2 separate regions of the Homo sapiens genome follow, and region 2 is linked to region 1. The links are chromatin loops, found by intact Hi-C in ENCODE. Cell type or tissue: heart right ventricle. All regions are shown on one strand. Each heading gives the region's core, and the rest is flanking DNA. Links, peaks and the distances in the headings are about the cores only.

What was found. Hi-C counts contacts between places; a loop is a spot of excess contacts. Peaks named below come from ENCODE experiments on the same cell type or tissue, not always from the same donor. Only the 100,000 strongest peaks of a DNase experiment are listed, where the experiment ranks them.
Region 2: it touches region 1 in a loop (3-fold over the local background); 19 of 110 quality-filtered maps call a loop at or near these places.

What each region holds. Positions count from the first base shown.
Region 1 is chr9:135,341,216-135,347,236 of GRCh38, forward strand. It overlaps LINC02907 (long intergenic non-protein coding RNA 2907), which reads left to right and starts at 2,034. Exons shown (of 3, transcript NR_171012.1): 1 at 2,034-2,256; 2 at 2,807-3,238; 3 at 4,079-5,347. RefSeq lists an enhancer at 1,075-1,787. In heart right ventricle, for the core only: a CTCF peak has its summit at 2,925 (motif pointing left); a DNase peak (open chromatin) is centred at 2,896; H3K27me3 peaks cover 4,908 bases.
Region 2 is chr9:135,409,385-135,415,405 of GRCh38, forward strand. No RefSeq gene overlaps it. Among named protein-coding and RNA genes, the nearest start is that of PPP1R26-AS1, 60 kb to the right of the region's middle. In heart right ventricle, for the core only: a CTCF peak has its summit at 3,373 (motif pointing left); a DNase peak (open chromatin) is centred at 3,367; H3K27me3 peaks cover 2,578 bases.

The DNA of each region.
Region 1 (6,021 bases), core at 584-5,583:
CCGGGGCCCAGGCACCCACCCAACTGAGCTGCGGCAGAGGGCAGCGGGCTCTCTGCAAACTGTAACAAGTTGGCTCTGTGGCCCTGTCTGTCAGAGGAGGAGGCTGTTCCCAGGAGACGTGGGCTCCACGGGAGACGCGCCGGCTGCGCTCAGCGGGGAGAGGTTGTCGCTCCAGTCCCTAGTGGAGGTCTGTTTGTGCAGGAAGCCGTCATCAGCAGAGAGGCTTTTATAGAAAGCCTCACCATTCCCCCTGCACCTAATTTGAGATGAAGGAACTCATTTGCTACGGAAGGCTCTAGAAAGTGGCTGCTGGCATGGTGGCAGGTGTGTGGGGATGGGAGAGGTGGCAAGAGGTCCAGGGACCCAGGCAGGATGGCCACTTATGGGTGTCCAGGCACCCACAGCTGACCCATGGGGCCCAAGCAAGAAGGACGCCAAGGCCACAGCGGGTGGAAGGGACCTGGTGGGAGACCCAGCTGAGGACAGCAGAGGCTGAGGACAGCAGAGGCTCAGCCCCACTTCCCCTGTGGTCCCTCACAAAGCCCCTCCCTCTTTCCAGACTCCTCCCCTCAGAACCTTCTCCGTCCGCCCACCGGCCAAGGCTCAGAGGGCTCTGGGGAAGGCGTGCGGGGTGGCAGGGCCCACCCAGGGTCCGGGTGCACCTGCAGGGCAGGCCCCGAGCTGCTCACCTCCCTGCTTTCCTCAGCCTCGAAGCAGCCAGGGCTCCTGGGCAGGGCGCCACAGCAGCCTCTATTTACCCCTCTGTAAAATGGGAAGAAAGTTCTCCCCAGGTGAGGCTGTCTCATGACTAAATCAGACACTCCAAGCTGATGCTCTGAAGCCACAGGTGTCCCTGCATCCCCATCACTAATACTGTCCTCTTTCCTACCATGGACAGGGGGCTCAGCGCCCAGGAAAAGAGCTCCACACTTTTCTAGCATCCCCTCGGGAGCTCTGGTTCCATAGAAGGGGGCTCCCAGTGTCCGATGGGGCTGAGCACAGCATGCAGCTGGGGCCCCCGTGTCCTAGGGATCCGAGAGCACACTGTTGGGCAGCAGCTCCTGGACGGGGCCCACCAGCCTTTGTGCAAACCAAGAAGGAGCTCGTCCCCTGGTACCAGGGCACCCAGCTGGCAAGCACAGGTGGCTGGACCCTGGCTCCCTCATTGGCACCTGCGGGGCCACATCGTGACCTTTGTGGGCCCCAGACACCATTCCCCCTGCACCTGATGGATCCATCGCTTTGCCCAGCCTTGGCTCTCGAGGTGACCTTCAAGGACTGCTGCAAGGACTGCCCCGCCAAGGAGCCTGGCACAGGCTGTTGGACACAACCCCAATTACTGACAGGTTCGCAAAGACACCCAAGCTGCAGGGCCTTGGCAGACGGGTAAGCAGCCTGATCTCGTCCAGAAATCTTGTCCACGTGCACCTCCCGGGAGCCCTCCTTCGGAGATGGCCGAGGCCTGATGCCCCAGAAGTCACTGTGTCCAGCTCCCACCTCTCCTGCCCCTCAACCCCTCAGTTCCTCCCTGGGAACCACCTGTCAGCTGCCCCAGCCTGGATTTGTGTTTTCACCCGGGAGTGACTCGGGGCCTCTGGTGGCCTGGGGAGATGGGGGAGCTTCCTGGGTCCAGGCACCAGCAGTCACCTCTGTCCCCAAGGAAGGCCCTGCCAAAGGGCCGGGCACCAGGTGCTCCACGTTTAGGCCAGGACTAGTTGATGGCTGCCCAGGCTCCCAATGACACATTCCCCTCCTCCGGGGTTGTCCCTGCTGGGCCTCTGTGCCAGCTGACAGCCAGAAGTCTGGTGATCGAGCCCGGTGGGGTCTCTGCCTGGGGAGGGATCCCTGGGTTTTGTCCCCATGCAGTGGGGGCTCAGGAAGTGCCCCCCAGCTTCCTCCTGCCTCTCAGCATTCCCAGCTGCCAGCACAGAGAGGCTGGGCTCAAGTCTTCTCCAAGGCCAGTGCCACCCTCCACCAGGTCCCACTGAGCCTCATGGGGCTGGTGGAGCCACCTGCCCACCTCAGCACTGCATCTCCAGCCAGGGCTGAGTGGCAGTGTGGGCACCGCGGCCCGGGACGACAGCCTGGGCTCAGAGTCAGGCTTGTGGCTTCGCCTCTCAGCTTGCGTCTCCTCCCCTGTGGGATGGGGGATTCCGTGGCACCCCCATGATGAACAGGATGCCATGGGCCTCAGCCCAGGGCAGACCTCAGTGTCCTTCCTGTGGCCGCTGCTGGAGGTGCGTGACCACAACACAGGTGTGTATCGATGTCACTTTGCGTCATGCCTGTGGGGAGGGCCCTCTCGCCCCATGGTCTCCATGGGGCCTCATCACACCTGGGAGGTAACTGGGGCATCTCAATTTTACAGATGAGTAAATGGAGGCTCAGAGCAGTTACAGGCTGAGGCTGAGACCTGGGCAGGTCTTTGTCATCTTGGAGTCCAGCACATACACAGGGCTAGCCTCCAATGGGCTAAAGGGAGCTGCCTCCTATACCTCCCTGTCCCCAGACACACACACAGAACCCCCACATATGCACAAGAGCACACGGCCACAGGAGTGTGTGCAGGTGTGTGCATGCATGCATGCGCATGCACACACATCCTTGCACAGAATGCACAAGGCACACACAGGCACAGGCGTGTGCACACACGTGTACACACACACATGCCTGCATGCATACCTCCCGGCTCCACAGAGGGGAGGGGGCATTTCCCAGGCAGGCTATGCTTCTCCAGCAGTGAGCGAACAAAATCTGTGCTCTGGGTGCCCAGAGCCCGGCAATGAGGGGATCTCACACCCTCCAGGGAGGGGACTCGTCCCCGCCACTGTGCTGACGCCTGGGTCTCCAGAGACCCTCCTGGAACTCCGCCAGGCCTTCCTGGGTTCCAGACAGGCCCGCCACGGGCATGACGCAGCGCCATCTAGCGGACAGCAGGGCTGCAGCGTGGACAGAACGGCCGGACGCCCAGTCCTGGGCTGGCGGCTGAGGAACAGCCTCACAGGGCAAGAGGGCAGGCAACACCTGCATCTTTCCGGCATAAGAACCTCAAGAAAAGCAAAGGAATATAAGCCTGTGTTCTTTGGAGCCACCGAAATCTCTGTTCTCATGGCAGTCGCTGAAAGTTTAAGGGAGCCGCCACCGCCCCAATGGGGTTGGTTTCTTTCTTCCCTGTTTTTAAAGATCTTTTAAAATGTCTAGAGAGACCCTGGGATCCAGTGCTGGACGGATGATGCAGGTTTGTGTGCATTTGGGTTCTTGCCCCACCCTCAGCCTCAGCCACAGCCACAGCATGGCTCCCTGGTGGTCTCGGGAGCAGGTGAACAGGGAGGTCCTGCTGTCGGTGCAGACCCCGCTCTCACGTCAGCCACTTTGCTGGGTAGGAATGAACTGAGACACTGCAGGGCACCCGCTAAGCCCACATCAAGCTCTAATTCCACAGTTATTTTGCAAAGAGGATAATGTTCCCCTGAGGACTCGCTGGATCATCTGCTCTCGGCCAGGGTGGCTGCAGGGCTGTGGGCAGCTGGTGCCTCTAGACAAGACATCTTCACCCCAAAACCCCAGGCCTGAAGTCCCAGGACCCCTTTCTCACCACAGTGACCACCAGGTGGCAGGTCAGGTGCAGAGGGGCCCTCTGCACCCCCAACTCTCAGGGGGATGGGACACCCACCACCCCTCAGGGCCTTCATCCCTCCTGTAAGTAGAGGCTTGCCTTTTGGATACCATGGCAGGGATCTCACATTCATGCCACACAGCAATTCGTGGGGACCTCAGAGATACGCGGGGAGGGCAAACAAGGCCCGCATCTGGAGTACAGCAGCGGGCTTGGCTGGAAGGATGTAAAGGGCACAGGCCGTCTGTCTCTACCCACAGCCCCTAGAGCCTGCAGCGTCGTGCTGCTGGTGAGAAAGACGGCGGCACCATCACATGCGAGAGACAGCTGTCTGTCGAGAGCCTGCTTGGGCTCCCAGGCTCCCTCATCGCCTGACACCCCCACGTGGGGAGGGGGCGATGACCTTTCACGTAGAGGAAGTTGAAAGCTGCTTTTTTCTTTTTGAATCTCATCTCCACTCAGGGCCACACAGAGAGGCTATTGTGTGTCACTTGCTGGGTTAGGAACAGACGGATCAGGGCTTCTATGCTGCGTCTGCCTGGTCCTGGGAGAGAGAAACTCACACAACCATCTGCCTGGAAGACCTGGGCTTCTCAGGCTAGAGGGTCTGCACATGTAGGTGTGTGTGCATGCATACATATGCCTGCGTGTGGATGTCTGTGCTTCACACAAACAAGTGTACTTGTGGGCATATGTGTGTGTGTGCCTGCATGTGCAGCTCTGGGTATGTGTGTGTGCGCATGCCCCTGAGTCTCTCTGCATGTGATGCATTTGTGCATGTGTGTGCCTGTGTGCCCGGGTCTGTGTCTATATATATGCATGCATGGATATGCATACGTATGTGCATTTCTGCACATGTGTGCGTATGCCTGTATGTGCCTGGCTATGTGCACACACATGTGAATGTCTGAGCAGCTCCAGAGGGAGGGCCACCACCCTGCATGGTGGACATTAGTTTGAGCCTGTGAGGACCAGTGTCCCCCAAAGCCCCTCAACTACAGCCCAGCCCAACCCAACCCGGAGCAGATCACAGGCCCCAGAGACATCTCCAACCCTCACACATGGTTCCCAAACCCGGGCTATCCTTCACTCTGCAGGGGCGGGCCAGCCCTGCCCACTGCCAGGGACCCGCTCCAAGGCGCCTGCAGGAGGGCTGTGGGCGACAGTGTGGGCGCCCACCAGCAGGAGGGCCTGTCATGGTCTGTGCACGAAGCTGGTGCGCTGTCTTCTCCAGGAACTCGCACCTTCGCTCCCCCTCCCCTGCCAGCCAACACTTTCAGGTTTCTGCCATAAAAGAGAAAAAAATCTCCCTCCCTCTCTACCCGCTCCGCGCCTGCTCCTTCTCCACTTTTTGCAGATCAAACAGCATGCATGGAGTCGAGCCTGCTGGCTCTGTTCCGAGCTGCACTTTGGGCATCCGTGGGCTGCCTTGCTCCTTGTGGGGTGGCTTCAAGAGCAGGTCCCAGGTGTGCCTGCAGCAGTGCCGACACCCCTGAGAACACAGCGCACCCCAGCTTTCGGCGCCAACCACACAGCCAGCAACTGGGCTTGGAAGCTTCCCTGAGGTCGACGCTGCCTGGAAATGGACTTTGCTGCCTGCATTCAGGCCAGGGGCCATGTTTGCTCCCCCATTACAAGTTGGCCTCATATTAACATGTCTGAGGACTAAGGCTGGTATTCTAGAACACGCCTTTCACTGATTGTGTTAAATAAAAGAGAAAGATGAAAAAACTCAGGAGAATTGGCGGTACCCGCTGTCCCCGTTTCTCCCCTCCCACCAGCTCCACGGCCCACTCCAATCTGGCGCCCAGGCCCGGAGCGCCTCCACCCCCAGCAGCTCCTCCTGGGCCAGGGACCAGTCTCGTCCCACGCCTCTGCAGCCCTGGGGTCACCACTGGCCACTCCCTTCAAGAAGCACACTCAGGTCTGGGCTTGGATGATGCCCCTGGTGGCCCTGGGGCCTCCCTGGCACCTCCTCCTCTGGCCTCACCCTCAGGCCAACCTGTCACACCCGGCTTCAGCTCCCACCTGCCCGAGGAGAATGCTCTCAGGCCGCCCTGCAGGCTCTGGGCCGGGGCTCTGCCTCCTCCTCCCAAAGACCCAGCGAGTCCAGACTTCACCCTCCTCCAGCTGCCATCCAGCCCCCCGGCACCCCTAGGCCCAGCTGCCCCCTCCCATCCCACCTGCTCCAATGCACCCTCCACACAGAGAGAATGTGTCACCATACATGCTTCATGGTGCCACTGTCCTGCTGGAAGTCGTCGGAGGCTGGCACTCTTCTCAGGATGTGCTGTCCTCTGCCAACCCCACCGGTCTTGCCCCCAGGTCCTGGCCTCAGCCCCTTGGGTCCTTTATTCCATGTTTACTGTACCCACTCCCACAGTCAGACACGGCTTCCGTGTTCC
Region 2 (6,021 bases), core at 748-5,747, 68 kb after region 1:
GGCTTCCCTTGCCCCCTTGACATCCACACCTGCTCCCTGCATGAGGCCCAGTGCCTGCCGAGGGCTCTCGTGCCCCCAAGGGGATTCCAGCTGCCATCGCCATTGCTCGTGGGACTGCGGGTGGAACGGGTGGGTTCATGGAGACACCTGGGAAGAGCTTCGCAGGGTTTGTTCAAATGGTGGAGTGTGTGAGCTCCTCACCACTGAGCCCGAGGGGCAGGCGTCCGGCTCTTGCTTCCTCCCAGGCCCACTTCCTGACCTGTGGCGGGAAGGGCCCTGACAGAGGGATGCCGAGGGTCTATGTCTCCCACATATGATGGGAGCAGGGCGCACAGGCACAGGCCGGGGCTGACAGACAGAGTGGCTGGCACAGCCACAGTCGCATGGTTCTGAGCAGGGCAGGAGGCCCAGGACTGAGCCAAGCACAGACACCCACCCTCAGACCCCATGGCCGTCCAGCCCTGCCCCGGCTGTTTAGGCTGAGCGGCCACCCCGAGGCCCACCACCCATAAGTAAGTCTCTGCCCCTTCCAGACTGACTGACCAACTCCCACACTGCAGGGCACGAGGCTTGGCTTCCCAGGGAGCTGCCAAAGCAGGGAGTCAATTCCCGCGGGGTGAGTTCTGACCCACAGGACACAGGACCGAGCAGAGGGCAGACTGCCCCGCCTCTCTGGGACGGATGGTTCCAGGGGTTCCAGGCCGTGTGGGGACGCCTGCTGAGCCACCACCTCTATCCCACACACACACTGGCCTCCCCACCCCGCTGCTTCACTCCCTTCCCCCTCACTCTCACTCTCCTGGGACCACACTTCTGGTTCTGGGCTGAATCTAGGTTGGCACCCTGTCCCCCAGCAGCTCAGAATGTGGCTGCGTTTGGGGACAGGATTTTTACAGAGGTCATTAAGGTACAATGAGGTGATTTTGGGTGGGCCCTAATCCCACAGGACTGGGGAGCTCATAACAAGAAGAGATGAAGACACAGACACTCAGAGGAATGATCTTGTGAGGACACAGGAGGAAGACAGCCTCCGCAAGCCAAGGTGAGGAGACTCCAGAGAAACCAGCCCTGCCCACCAGCACCTTGATTCGGGACTTCCAGCCTCCAGGACTGCAAGAATAAATGTGTGTTGTTTGAGCCCCAGCCTGGGGTTATTTTGGTGTGGCCGCCCGAGCTGACTCACAGCCCCCAGTGAGACCCCAACTCCAGCTGTTCCCTAAGAAACCCAGGCTCCCCGAGTGGCACCCACAAAGCCCCAGGCATTGCCCTCCTCGCTGCAGCAGCTCTGGAAAACCCTGTGGATCCAGGAAGAGGCAGGCCCTTCAGAGCCCAGGGTCTCCCTTCCCTCCCCTGGAGAGCAGCAGGTCCCAAGGGTCTCGAAATCTAGCTTCTGAGGTGACCGAGGACTGAAAGGGATGATGTGGTGAAGGCTGAGCCCAGGTCTGGCACATCTTAGGTGGGCAACAGATTTTAGCTAAAATTATTCTTATTATCAGTATTAATGTCTCTCTGTTCCTCACCTGGGTCTTCTCCTAGACTGAAAGCCTACCCAGGGCAGGGCGAACCTCAGGAAGCTTGTAAGTCCAGAGCCAAGCTCACTGGGTGCACCACAGCCCGGGCTGCAGCTGCGGCAGGCCCTGCCTGCAGCCGCCTGTGGCCTCCATGGACAGACGGCCCTGGTGACCCCCACCTGAAAACCAAACTGAAACCTGGAGGAGGGGCTGCCCGGTGCACCGATTTCAAGGAGCAGTTCCAGAGTCGGCCTCTGGTCACCAGGGGTTGGTGCGTTCCTTCCTTCCCCAAGACACCCATGTGGGAGGTCAGGTGGGAGTCAGGGAATCAGGGAAATACTGTGGGACCCCAAGCCAGCTGAGCCCTGGGAGCACCAACGGGAAACGCCAACGAGTGCTGAGCCCTCCCGGCACGATCCAGGAAACCCTCTCAGCTCCACCAGGCGGTGAAACACCACCTCTGCGAATCTGCGTTCCGGGGCCTGGGGCTGTCCAGCGGAAACACAGCTCAGCCACATTTAAGGAGGCAAAAAAAAAAAAAAAGCAGCGGAAATTCATCCTGGTAATGTATTTTTGTTAAACCCAATATACTCAAATATAAAGAATTATTAATGAGATTTTTTTGCATTTGTTTTTCTACTAAGTCTTCAAAATAGGACCTGGTCTTTATACCAGAACACCACATCCCAGGGCAGACCAGCCCCATTTCCAGTGGCAATACCCCTCCCACACAGGGTGGATCGATAAAAATAAGAAAACTGTGAAAGCACTTTTTTTTTTTGACAGGGTCTCATTCTGTCACCCAGGCTGGGGTGCAGTGGCACACTCACAGCTCACTGCAGCCTCCACTTCCCAAGCTCGGGTGATCTTCCCACCTCAGCCTCCCAAGTAGCTGGGACTGCAGGTCTTCGCCATCACACCCGGCTTGCCTATTTATTTATTTATTTATTTATTTATTTATTTAATTTATTTATTTATTGAGATGTGGATCTCACTATGTTGCCCAGGCTGGTCTCAAACTCCTGGACACAAGTGACCCTCCCTCCTTGGCCTCCCAAAGCGCTGGGATTACAGGTGTGAGCCACCGCGTCTGGCCTGACAGAACTTTTTTTTTTTTTTTTTTGAGATGGAGTCTTGCTCTGTCCCCCAGGCTGGAGTGCAATGGCACAATCTCAGCTCACTGCAACCTCTGCCTCCTGGGTTCAGGCGAGTCTCCTGCCTCATCCTCTCGAGTAGCTGGGATTACAGGTGCCCGCCACCACGCCCGACTAATTTTTGTATTTTTAGTAGAGACGGGTTTTCATCATGTTGGCCAGCATGGTCTCGAACTCCTGACCTCAAGTGATGCACTCACCTCGGCCTCCCAAAGTGCTGGGATTACAGGCGTGAGGCACCGTGCCTGGCCTCTGAATGCACTTTTTTCCAAAAAGAAGCCATAGGTCAGCGCAGATGTTCTCACTCATTGGTGGGAATTGAACAATGAGAACACATGGACACAGGGAGGGGAACATCACACTCCGGGGCCTGTTGTGGGGTGGGGGGAGAGGGGAGGGATAACATTAGGAGATATACCTAATGCTAAATGACGAGTTAATGGGTGCAGCACACCAGCATGGCACATGTATACATATGTAACAAACCTGCACGTTGTACACATGTACCCTAGAACTTGAAGTATAATAATAATAAAATTAAAAAAAGAAAGAACGGGGAAGCTTCCAGGCCTTCGCGAGCCCAGCGCAGCCTCCCGGGCCGGGCGAGGGGTTTGCGGCTGATTCTCCGCGCGTCTCAGCCTGACCCACCGGCTCCCCGCCGCTCCGGGAAGCGCGCGCTCGCCCCCTGCTGGACGCTCGCGGCCCTGCGCCCAGCGCGTTCGGTGGAGGGACCCTGGCACCCAGCGGGCGGAGCCGGCATTTCTGCAGGAAGGAGCCAGGTGGACGCCGGAAAACCCAGGCACCAAGATGAAAACACGTAATACACCTGGTGTTCAGATCCGAAGTAATGCAGGAATATCCGCGGGGCACAAAGTGTCAGATGCTAAAAGCAGCTCTGAATGGTGGGGTGGGGTCCTTCTCGGCTGTGGGGAAACTGAGGTAATTTGACTGACTCAGCTGCCCGAGGTTCTTTCTGGAAGATTCTTTCTCAGTCAGCGCAGACTGCCACAACAAAACGCCACAGACCAGGGCCTTAAACATTCAGTTCTGACCGTTCTGGAGGCCGGGAGGTCCTAGATGAAGGGGCCAGCTGGTTCCAGGTCTGGTGAGACCCACGATTGCAGACTCACGGCTGCCCCACTGCGTCCTCACGCAGCCTTTCCCGGGATGCGCAGGGGGAGAGCTCTGGCCTCCCCTCCTCTTCCGAGAAGGTCATTAACGCTGTCAGATCGGGGCCCACCCTTACAACCTCACTGAGCTGCATCACCTCCAAAGGCCCTGTCTCCAAATAGCCACACAGGGTCTGGGAGCCAAGGTCTGAACCCGGGGACATAATTCACTCCACAGCACAGGGACCTAAATACATGAAGCCACTGGCGCAGACCTGGTGGTGCAGTCGCTGGAGAGGTGGCTGGTTCCCCAGAACCCCCGCTAGAGCTGCCCGGCAGCCTCCAACCCCACGCAGGTCGGGAGGTCTGCGGCCCGGCTCCCACGCTGCACCGGGACTGCCTGCCTGATCCGAGAGGCCCCTGCGTTGCACAGCAGGCTTCACTGCCTCTCTTAGGGGACAGGCCACAGGGCCACCCGGCGTGGCCACCTCCAGCCCACAGGGTCCAGCCGGATTCGGGGATGACAGTGACCCCTCCCCACGGAGGGCCTTCTGCTTCCAGAAGAAGGGTCCTTGAAGAGGCCCTTGCAGGGCCTCTAAGCTCACGGATGCTTTATCCCCACGACTCCCCATAGAGGGGCCTGCGGTCACCCAGGGGCCAACAGGAGCCATGGGCAGCCTCTGTCCACACCCAGCTGAGGCCCTGCCCCATGGGTTGGAAGATGGACGGGAATCATTGGTTCCTTCCGGCACGTCCATCCACACAAAACTGATTCCTTTGGAGATTTTGCAAAAGGTTCTAGTCTTTCCTCAAAAAAGTGCGCCGGGGGTTGTGGTGAGGATTCTGTTCCTCTTTCTCTTTTAAACAAGGCAGAGACGTCCCCCTTCATAGCCATCCCCTACGCTGACCAGTGGTTTCTCATTAAAAAATGAAAAGTGCTTTCCCCAAAGAACTGAAAACAGGCATTCCAGCAAAAACCTGCACACACATGTTCCTGGCAGCATTGTTCACAATGCCCCTGCAAATGTCCATCCACAGAGCAATGTGGTCACAGCGTGTGGTCCATCCATACAGTGGGATATTACTCAGCCAGAAAAGAAAGGAAATTCTGGGCCATGAAAACATTACGCTAAGTGGAAGAGGCCGGTTACAAGAGGACACACGTGGTGTGATTCCTTTTCCACGACATGTGAGGAGTGAACAAATCCACGGAGACAGAGGGAACAGAGCTTCCCGGGGCTGTGGGGGCCAGGAGTGGGGAGCCACTGCCTCATAGGGACGGGGCTTCGGCCTGGAGGCCTGAAAACGTCCTGAAACTAGCTGGAGGTCGTGGTTACGCAACACCATGAATGTCTAAACACCCCCAAGCTGTGCACCTGAAAATGATTCATCCAATCATCCACTTTAAATACGTGCGGTTCTCAGACATCGGTTCTACCTCAATAAAGTGGTCTGTAAAAACAGTTAATTTTATGTTATGTGGACTTTACCCCAATTTTTTAAAACAGTGCTTCCATCCCTTGCAGGGCTCTGTCTAGCAAGGACCCAGCTGTGAAGCTTGTGGTGGCTTTTAGGGGAGCTCCAGGTTACTTGGGGGTCTTTGAATCCCAACACCCATCCTAGTGTCCACAGCTGATCCCTCTCGCCCCCCAGACACAAAGGAAAAAGGTGTGCGAAGCCAGGGGCGGTGGCTCATGCCTGTAATCCCAGCACTTTGGGAGGCCAAGGCAGGCAGATCACCTAAGGTCAGGAGTTCGAGACCAGCCTGGGCAACATGGTGAAACCCCATCTCTACTAAAAATACAAAAAGCTAGCTGGGCGTGGGGGCACACACCTGTAATCCCAGCTACACAGGAGGCTAAGGCAAGAGAATTGCTTGAACCTGGGAGGCAGATGTTGCAGTGAGTCGAGATCGCACCACTGCACTCCAGCCTGGGCGACAGAGTGAGACTGCATCTCAAAAACAAACAAAAACAAATTCAGCCTGGGCAACACAGCGAGACCTCACCTCTAAAAACGATAACATGGCCCCAAGTCCTTGCCCCTCTTCCCATCAAGACGTGGGGTCTCTACCCCCCACCCCCACTGCCCCTCTTCCCATCAAGACGTGGGGTCTGTACCCCCTACCCACACTGACCCTCTTCCCATCGAGAGGTGGGGTCTCCACCCCTTACCCACACTGACCCTCTTCCCATTGAGAGGTGGGGTCTCCACCCCTTACCCACACTGACCCTCTTCCCATTGAGA